3 separate regions of the Homo sapiens genome follow, and regions 1 and 2 are each linked to region 3. The links are chromatin contacts, found by Hi-C or POLR2A ChIA-PET in ENCODE. All regions are on one chromosome and are shown on one strand. Each heading gives the region's core, a stretch centred on a gene start or an enhancer-like site at or near the end of the contact. The rest is flanking DNA. Distances are from core to core; before and after follow the strand shown.

Region 1 (3,480 bases), core at 628-3,127, 1.2 Mb after region 3:
GTTGTCAGTCTGGAGGTGGGATGAGAGTATCCTCCACCCCCTCATCCATGACCTCGGTTGTTTTTAGCAGCAGCAGCAGCAGCAGGATTCCTTCAGTGAGTGTGCTAGTTGCAGTTCCTCTGGTTGCAGGCCACAAAGGGCAGGCATTTATTGAAAGGATGCTGGGGTGCTTCAAGGAATTGAAGCAAGAGCTGACTCAGGAAGGGTAGGGCCCAGGGCAACCCTCAGTTTTATGGGAACCACGCATCCTCCTTTCAAGGGCTCCTGATTCCTGAGGCCCAACTCCTGCTGCTAACCCTAGGAGGCCTCCCCATCCCCTCCCTAGAGGAAGGGGCCAGGTGGAGAGCTGATGTCCAGTGCTGAGCAAGGAGAATGTTGCTAGGGTATGTATACTCAGGCAGCACAGCCACACAAGCCAGACAGCGTGCACTAGGCTACAGCCAGCCACCACCAGGATTAGGGGACTAGACTCTTCCTAGAACACTCTTTCTCCTCCTACTCCTGTCCTGATGCCTGCCCTGGGCTGCACTCTCTGGGACCAGCAGCTACAGCCCGACACCCTCGAGCCATGACCCAGGTCTGAGCCACTTGCTCTGGGCACACTCCTCGTGGGCTCTGGGGTGCTGCTGCCCAGTGCCAGCAGCCCCTTGGCACAGGGGTTCCCAGAGGCCTCTCAGCCTCATGTCCGACTCCCTCTCCCTGCTGGCAGCTCCACAGGCTTCTTTCCACTTCCACCTGCTGCCCCCCTCCCCCGGGATGCTGCCAGGGCTTAAGGGTCTTGGGAGTGTGTCCTGTAGTTTAGGCCCCCTCTCAGCTGTAGGGGAAGTGCCAGCTGTAGGGATGGCCTTGTCGTGCCTCGTCCCTCCAGCTGGCCTTGGAGAGAAGAGGTGGATTGTGCCATCGGGCTGCTCAGCGTCTGCTGGGCCAGGAGGCCGGCTGTCAAGCCATTAACCCACCCGTGGCCTTGGGAGCCCAGGAGGACGCGAGCAGCAGGCCCAGACCCTGCAGAGCGCTGATAAGATGGGCCAGGGACGCGCCTCTCCAGGCCCAGCGGCCTTGGTAGCCCGGCCCCCCCGGAGCTGGGGTCCAGGCCTCCCCAGAACTGCAGCTGGAGCTTCATCCTTTTCGGGAAGCGCAGGACCTGGCGTGGGAAGGGAGACAGGGACGAGGCTAGAGGCAGGCTCGGCCGCCGAAATGATGGCCTGTCACGGCTTCTGCCTGCGCTCCCTAGGACCCCCCTCAGAGGGGACATTTCACAGCCTCAGAAACATTTCTGGACTTGGCACCCGCTCGGCCCCCAGCCCCGCAGTGGCCGAGGGAAGCCTGCATAGACGAGGGGAAGGACGAGGAGAGGGGAGGAGACGATGAAGGGGGTCAGAGCAGCGATTGGAGCCGAGAGCTGGAAGCGCCTTAAAGAGACTGCGCGGTCCCCGCCCCCCTTCCCGCCAGCCTCAATGAATTAGAGCTGTGTTTCCCAAACTTGCCTGATCATAAGCAGCCTCTGGGGCCCTAGTTAGAGATACAGGTTCCGGAGTACCTCCCTTCGAGATTCTGATTCAGTAGGCCTGCGGGTGGAGCCAAGGAATCTGTAATTTTAACACGCTCCCCACGTGATTCTCGTGAACAAGCAAGTTTGGAAAATACTGAATTAAAGGAAACGGGGCCTGGCTGCAGAAGCAGCCTCCACTAGGGGGCTTCGGCGGGAGGATTCCCGGGGGCGTCGCCTGCTTCCGCCGCCGCCTCCTTCAGTGAAAGTCCCTTTTGGGTCCAGCTGCCACAGCCACCGCGCTCCCTCAGGCCGGGCGGGGGACACCCCAGGTCTGCGTGGCCCCCGCGCCGCCACGCCCAGTGGCCGCCCGAGCCCTGCGAGCAGGGGGAGGAGCCGCCGCCAGTGGAGGCGGAGGAGGTAGAGGAGGCGGAGACGGCGGAGAAGGCGGAGAGGAAGGTGGAGGCGGAGGCGAAGGTGGAGGGGAAGGCGGAGGCGGCGGGGAAGGCGGAGGCGGCGGGGAAGGTGGACGCCACCGAGAAGGTGGAGACGGCGGGGAAGGTGGACGCCGCTGGGAAGGTGGAGACGGCGGAGGGTCCGGGCCGCCGGGCTGAGCTCAAGCTGGAGCCCGAACCCGAGCCGGTCCGGGAGGCGGAGCAGGAGCCGAAGCAGGAGCTGGAGGATGAGAACCCAGCGCGGAGCGGCGGTGGCGGCAACAGCGACGAGGTTCCTCCCCCCACCCTTCCCTCCGATCCACCGCGGCCCCCCGATCCCTCTCCGCGTCGCAGTCGTGCGCCGCGCCGCCGACCCCGGCCCCGGCCCCAGACCCGGCTCCGTACCCCGCCGCAGCCTAGGCCCCGGCCCCCGCCCCGGCCCCGGCCCCGGCGCGGCCCTGGGGGCGGATGCCTGGATGTGGATTTTGCCGTGGGGCCACCAGGCTGTTCTCACGTGAACAGCTTTAAGGTGGGAGAGAACTGGAGGCAGGAACTGCGGGTTATCTACCAGTGCTTCGTGTGGTGTGGAACCCCAGAGACCAGGAAAAGCAAGGCAAAGTCCTGCATCTGCCATGTGTGTGGCACCCATCTGAACAGACTCCACTCTTGCCTTTCCTGTGTCTTCTTTGGCTGCTTCACGGAGAAACACATTCACGAGCACGCAGAGACGAAACAACACAACTTAGCAGTAGACCTGTATTACGGAGGTATATACTGCTTTATGTGTAAGGACTATGTATATGACAAAGACATTGAGCAAATTGCCAAAGAAGAGCAAGGAGAAGCTTTGAAATTACAAGCCTCCACCTCAACAGAGGTTTCTCACCAGCAGTGTTCAGTGCCAGGCCTTGGTGAGAAATTCCCAACCTGGGAAACAACCAAACCAGAATTAGAACTGCTGGGGCACAACCCGAGGAGAAGAAGAATCACCTCCAGCTTTACGATCGGTTTAAGAGGACTCATCAATCTTGGCAACACGTGCTTTATGAACTGCATTGTCCAGGCCCTCACCCACACGCCGATACTGAGAGATTTCTTTCTCTCTGACAGGCACCGATGTGAGATGCCGAGTCCCGAGTTGTGTCTGGTCTGTGAGATGTCGTCGCTGTTTCGGGAGTTGTATTCTGGAAACCCGTCTCCTCATGTGCCCTATAAGTTACTGCACCTGGTGTGGATACATGCCCGCCATTTAGCAGGGTACAGGCAACAGGATGCCCACGAGTTCCTCATTGCAGCGTTAGATGTCCTGCACAGGCACTGCAAAGGTGATGATGTCGGGAAGGCGGCCAACAATCCCAACCACTGTAACTGCATCATAGACCAAATCTTCACAGGTGGCCTGCAGTCTGATGTCACCTGTCAAGCCTGCCATGGCGTCTCCACCACGATAGACCCATGCTGGGACATTAGTTTGGACTTGCCTGGCTCTTGCACCTCCTTCTGGCCCATGAGCCCAGGGAGGGAGAGCAGTGTGAACGGGGAAAGCCACATACCAGGAAT
Region 2 (3,129 bases), core at 398-2,897, 1.6 Mb after region 3:
TAAGCACCATCATCTATTTTGTAACCTTGTTTATTCTACCCAAACTTCTTCTCTTTCACACAAACTTGTGAATAAGAGTGCAAATCAATACTTTAAATACACTCTCGGTTTGCATTTGGCTAGAAAAAACTATGAAGATAATAAAAATGGGACCTGCGTTTATAATATAATTATCATGAATAATGGCAAAAGGAAATTAAATGAAGTGAACCATCAGCCTTCATGAAATCACTGTCTGTCTGGTAGTCTTGCTGGGTGTCTTCCAGCCTCAGATTTAGCCTACCTTTTATGTGATGACACAATGACCATTTAGAAAATGGGCAGTGATGCCAATGATTATCAGACATCATTTACTGTGGACCAATATAATTGGGAACACCACTTCTTTTTCTCCTGATTTGGTTTTCCTGCCATGAGAGTACACAATGACATTTAGAGCAGCTTCATGCAACCATACTAAAGTGAAAAATTAGTCATTTTGAACATCTTGGCAGTGGAACTGTATAATTACTTCTGTCAAGTGTTTGTGTTTTGTCTGCATTGTACATATTTTTTCTTTCCTATGAGTGATTGGAGGAGTGGAGGGGGAAAATAAAGGACTTTTAAAGTCTATAAACATTATCATAAAAAAATTTCAGGGGGCAACTGCTAAAGATAAGTGGAGTCTTAGGAATGTTAGGGGTTCTTTTATAGGCAGGGGCTTAATTAGGCAGCTAAAGTTCTGTTCCATAACCTTGCGGTAGAAAATGACTTATGGCTAATTTTGAGGGGTGGGCTTGGCTTGGCAGTGGCTATTTCTGGTCAGGCTCTTCCCTTTTATAATTATGAAATTTCCTTCCCCTGATTTCCTAGAACATTTGCTTATTGTCAGGATAATTCATCTGACATTTACTAAATCTGGCCTTGTAGAGTTAATTACCTTTTCCTATTCCTAGATTACCTACATTGCAAGCCTAGAAGGTTATCTATCTCTTTTTCATTGCATCCACCACAATACTGGGCACACAGGTGGGCTCAAGACACAAGGTTTTGGAATTTTTAGGGCAGAAAACATAATTCAGAAATCACAGCGTCATGGGATCTGTAAAAATGACCAAAAAACTTGGTTAGCTATCTGAGTGGGCAGGCTTCTTTCCCAGAGCAGTAATTGTCACACTTTGGCGTGCATCAGAATCACCTGGAGGGCTTCAGTTTCTCATTCTACGGGTCTGGAGTGGGGACTGAGAATTTGCCTGGTACTGTGTATTACATGCATTATCTCAATTCACGCACAGCCTTATGAAATGCCTACCACTTTAATTATAAATGACTCGCTGGAGCGCAGAGGCCACGTGACTGGTGGGGGTGCTTGGCAGCACTGGCCACTTCCATCGTCTTGGGGGTGGGGGTGGCGGGGCGCGCGCGTGTGTGTGTGTGGTGATTAGCATGCCTTTTATTTCTTTCAGGGTCTGGAGATAGAAGAGAAATTCCCTGAGAAAAAGAAAAGTAGAAAGGTATTTACTCTGATCTTCTGGCCCCATCTGGTGGTTTTAAGTCTGACTAAAAAAAAAAAAAAAAAAAGCGCTGATTCGTGATCTCCCCCTGCTGGTGAGAATGGTGGGGTCAATCCGGCCGCCTCTCGTACCAGTTGTTCTGAGGTGCATTTCTGTGGAAGCATTTCCGTCATTCTGAGACAGTTGGGCTGAGGCGGTTGGTCGCCTCTCTCTCTCTCTCTCTCTGTTCCTCATCTACATTTTGATTGGTTTATTTTTGTATTGTTTTCTTTCAGTTTCCGATAGGTGGAGAACATTCTGCTAATAGCTTTTCTTCCAGTCCATTTGTGGCTTGTTAAAGGTACAACATGTATTGTCAGTCGTGACGAGAGCTTTTTGCCTTATATATTGATTATATATTATAAATATAGAAGTATATCCTGTGTCAGGCTGGAGATGTGGGAGGAAAACTGGCTGAGGGAACTAGCCTTTAATTAGTTTATTTCCTCCCTGTCAAACCAACAAACTTTTCTGGAACATCTGAAAAAATAACCTTTAAAAAGTACTTCAGGCTGACCGTGGTGGCTCACGCCTGTAATCCCAGCACTTTGGGAGGCCGGGGCGGGCAGATCACCTGAGCTCAGGAATTCGAGACCAGCTTGACCACCATGGCGAAACCCCGTCTCTACTAAAAAGACAAAAATTAGCCGGGCGTGGTAGCGCGCGCCTGTAGTCCCAGCTACTCGGGAGGCTGAGGCGGAAGAATCGCTTGAAACTGGGAGGCAGAGTTGCAGTGAGCCAAGATGGTGCCACTGCACTCCATCCTGGGTGACAGAGCAAGACTCTGTCTCAAAAGAAAAAAAAAACTTAAATATACAGTTACTTGGTGACAAAATGTTTATCCTGCCCTGCAGATAGTGTATCAGTGAATGAATGTATTAAACATTACAGCTGGGTGCAGTGGCTGCGGCAGGAGGATGGCTTGAACTGGGAGGCAAAGGTTGCAGTGAGCCAAGATGGCGCCACTGCACTCCAGCCTGGGCGACAGAGTAAGACTCTTGTCTCAAAAGAAAAAGAATTAAATAGCCAGGCGCAGTGGCTCACGCCTGTAATCCCAGCACTTTGGGAGGCTGAGGCAGGCGGATCACGAGGTCAAGAGATCGAGACCATCCTGGCCAACATGGTGAAACCCCGTCTCTATTAACAATACAAAAATTAGCTGGGCATGGTGGCATGCGTCTGTAGCTACTTGGGAGGCTAAGGCAGGAGAATCACTTGAGTCCAGGAGGCAGAGGTTGTAGTGAGACGAGATCGTGCCACTGCACTCCAGCCTGAACGACAGAGTGAGACTCTTGTCTCAAAAGAAAAAAAAATTAAATAGCTGGGCACGGTAGCTCACGCCTGTAGTGCCAGCACTTTGGGAGGCTGAGGCAGGCGGATCACGAGATCAAAAGATCGAGACCATCCTGGCCAACAAGGTGAAACCCCGTCTCTACTAAAAATGCAAAAACTAGCGGGACATGGTGGCATGCGTCTATAGCTACTTGGGAGGCTGAGGCAGGAAAATCACTTGAGCCCGGGAGACAGAGGTTGCAGTGAGCCGGGATGGCGCCACTGCACTCCAGCCTGGCGACAGAGCGAGATTCCATCTCAAAAT
Region 3 (2,997 bases), core at 203-2,702:
GGGATTACATGAGCCACCACTCCTGGCCACTGTGCTGGGTTTAATTGTGGAGAACTATAACTAAGCATTGTCTTTAAAAAACGAGTACATTGGCCGGGCGCGGTGGCTCACGCCTGTAATCTCAGCACTCTGGGAGGCGGAGGCGGGCGGATCACGAGGTCAGGAGATCGAGACCATCCTGGCTAACACGGTGAAACCCCCATCTCTACTAAAAATACAAAAAATTAGCCGGGCGTGGTGGCGGGCACCTGTAGTCCCAGCTACTCGGGAGGCTGAGGCAGGAGAATGGCGTGAACCCAGGAGGCGGAGCTTGCAGTGAGCCGAGATCGCACCACTGCACTCCAGCCTGGGCGACAGAGTGAGACTGCCTCAAAAAAAAAAAAAAAAAAAAAAGAGTACATTTTGGGCCGGTTGCAGTGGCTCACATCTACAATCCCAGTACTTTGGGAGGCCGAGGCAGGCGGATCACCTGAAGTCAGAAGTTGGAGACCAGCCTGGGCAACACGGCAAAACCCCGTCTCTACTAAAAAAACATAAAAACTAGCCAGGCATGTTGGCGGGCGTCTGTAATCCCAGCTACTCGGGAGGCTAAGGCAGGAAAATTCCTTGAACCTGGGAGGTGGAGGTTGCAGTGAGCCCGGATCACGCCACTGCACTCCAGCCTGGGAGACAGAGGGAGACTCCATCTCAAAAAAAAATTAAAATTAAATTAAAATAAAAAAAGAACATTTTGGCCTACAATTCCTGACAAAGATGGAATGTGGGCAAATGCATGATGACCTGGATTATTTCTGGGAGAATTGTAAAGAGTTTCTGTAGTCAGCAGAAATGCTTTGAATACTTTCCATATATTAGTTCATTAATCCCCCATGAAGTACAAGTAGGGGAAACTGAGGCACAGGGAAGTTGACTAATTTGCCCAGGGTCACAAAGTGAGTAAGTGGCAGAACCGCTATTTGAACCTAGCTGCGCTCATAGTGCTTTAATCTTCAATCAGCGAGGATCGTCAAGTTGGCTGCTGGATCTTTCTGGATCTTTTTTTCATTACCTCGCCTTTCATGTTGTTTGTCCACATAGCTTGAGGCTTTATCACAGATTGCTCTTGGGGGCAGTGTTACTCCAGAAATGCCGGAATGCTCCGCTATTCCTCACTCCACCCCTAAATATACAGCATCTCCTCCCGCCCTTAAGCTCTGAAAAAAATGCTGCGGAGCCAGAAAGGCTGCAGAAAGCCGGGTGTGACCACTGGCTCTGTAGCCAACCTGTTCCCTGCTGCTGCTGCTGCTGCTGCTGCTGCTGCTGCTGCAGTCGTTTGGTTTCCTCTTTGAATCTGAGATGATTCTGAGGTCTACACTGCAAACTCTTGGCATATATCATTTCTAGAATTCCATTCCTACTCGACCTAGGCTGTGAGTCTGCACTAGTTCGCGGCACGTTAGATCGCGCCCATTTCCCTTATTGGCAAGTTGTCAGGTTGAGGAAGCTCCAGGCCTGGAGGAGGGCATCTCCAGCCACCAGCCATGAAGCCCAGGGCCTCAGGCACCTTCTGGCCTCCGGGTGGCCTCCTCTATTCGCTGACCCAGACACTAGTCCAGTGGTTCCCAAAGTGGGGTTCCCTGGCAGGCAGCAGCTGCCTCGCTGGGAATCTATTAAAAATGCATACTCCCAGGCCCCACCCATGACCCACTGAATCAGAAGCTGTGGGCCTGGGGCCCAGCAGTTGGTGTTTTCAGAAGCCCTCCAGTGGACTCCAATGGTTCCTAGAGTTTCAAAAGCACACTGGGCTAGGCCAGGTGTGCCAAGAGAGAAGTAGCTTTTTGGCTCAAGTCCTCACAGGAATGGTCAGAGGGTCCCCATCAGTCTATCAGTGTGCACCATACAACGCTCACAGAGGGACACACGTGTGCCCGTGTGCATGCGTCCCTGTATGGACTCCAGTTGGAGGGGGAGGGACAGTTTTGCCTTGTGGTTTTGTCACTCGCCATTGGAAAATAGCCCTTTCCCCTACTACTAAATAGCTTCCCATTGTTTTCTAGTCCCTTTACTTCCATTTCAGAGAGTGTTTTCTCTTCTGTGTTTTTTTGTTTGTTTGTTTTTTGAGACGGAGTCTCACTCTCTCACCCAGGCTGGAGTGCAGTGGCGCGATCCTGGCCCATTGCAACCTCCGCCTCCGGGATTCAAGCAATTCTCCTGCCTCAGCCTGCTAAGTAGCTGGGATTACAAGTGCCTGCTACCACACTCACCTAATTTTGTATTTTTAATAGAGATAGGGGTTTTGCCATGTTGGCCAGGTTGGTCTCGAACTCCTGACCTCAGATGATCCACCTGCCTCGACCTCCCAAGTGCTGGGATTACAGGCATGAGCCACCATGCTGGGTCCCTCTTCTCTTTGGAAAAGTCATCCACGTTGGTTGCAAGTTTTTCAGAAAAGAGGGAACTACATTATAGAAATAAATGGCAAACAGACACCCAACACCCAAGGAATAATTTCTCATCTCTGTCCTTTCAATGTGTATATTTCTAAATGTCCGTGTTTATATTTACATAAATTAAAAAAAACGGTTTACTTGTACGTGTCATTTTGTTTTTATCTTAAATTTTTGTGTTTTTAATTTTGGTGATATATCATTTTGGTTGTACTTTTTCACTTCTGTACATACTGTTACATAACATGCAGTTTTCCAGTAACACTAACTTGTGAATGCATATTTTACAATTTTATTTATATTTATTTATTTATTTACTTTTGAGACAGTCTCACTCTGTCTCCCAGGCTGGAGTGCAGTGGCTTGATCTCGGCTCCCTGCAACCTCCACCTCCCAGGTTCAAGCAATTCTCCTGCCTTAGCTTCCCGGGTAGCTGGGATTACAGACCCGCCACCGCGCCTGGCTAATTTTTGTTTTTTTAAGTAGAGACGGGGTTTTACCATGTTGGCCAGGCTGGTCTCAAACTCCTGATCTCAGGTGATCTGCCTGCCTAGGCCTCCCAAAGTGCTGG

Evidence for each region. Hi-C counts contacts between places; a loop is a spot of excess contacts on that map. ChIA-PET counts read pairs that join two places held with the same protein, here RNA polymerase II (POLR2A). Pooled maps may share reads with other maps.
Region 1: a map of PC-3 shows a loop between it and region 3 (26-fold over the local background). The contact joins the promoter of USP27X here to the enhancer-like site in region 3. A Hi-C loop is called at or near these places in 1 of 168 maps with a recorded cell type or tissue (PC-3), 2 of 37 single-sample maps with no recorded cell type and 11 of 50 pooled maps.
Region 2: a loop to region 3 is called in a map of K562, with 33 times the contacts of the local background. The contact joins the promoter of CCNB3 here to the enhancer-like site in region 3. A Hi-C loop is called at or near these places in 1 of 168 maps with a recorded cell type or tissue (K562), 2 of 37 single-sample maps with no recorded cell type and 13 of 50 pooled maps. POLR2A ChIA-PET finds 5 or more read pairs at or near these places in 1 of 52 experiments (HEK293).

What each region holds. Positions count from the first base shown.
Region 1 is chrX:49,877,607-49,881,086 of GRCh38, forward strand. USP27X (ubiquitin specific peptidase 27 X-linked) reads left to right here and starts at 1,878. Exons shown (of 1, transcript NM_001145073.3): 1 at 1,878-3,480. The coding sequence starts at 2,702. It overlaps USP27X-DT (USP27X divergent transcript), which reads right to left and starts at 1,750. Exons shown (of 2, transcript NR_026742.1): 1 at 1,485-1,750; 2 at 1-1,141. RefSeq lists silencers at 1,700-2,109, 2,150-2,229.
Region 2 is chrX:50,203,118-50,206,246 of GRCh38, forward strand. CCNB3 (cyclin B3) reads left to right here and starts at 1,648. Exons shown (of 13, transcript NM_033031.3): 1 at 1,648-1,833.
Region 3 is chrX:48,630,404-48,633,400 of GRCh38, forward strand. The region is part of intron 1 of LOC107985695 (a long non-coding RNA gene); the gene reads left to right. Among named protein-coding and RNA genes, the nearest start is that of WDR13, 34 kb to the left of the region's middle. RefSeq lists an enhancer at 1,425-1,494. Within about 2 kb of position 1,453, at least 2 of the 41 ENCODE cell types and tissues checked have a DNase peak (open chromatin) inside an H3K27ac peak, as active enhancers do.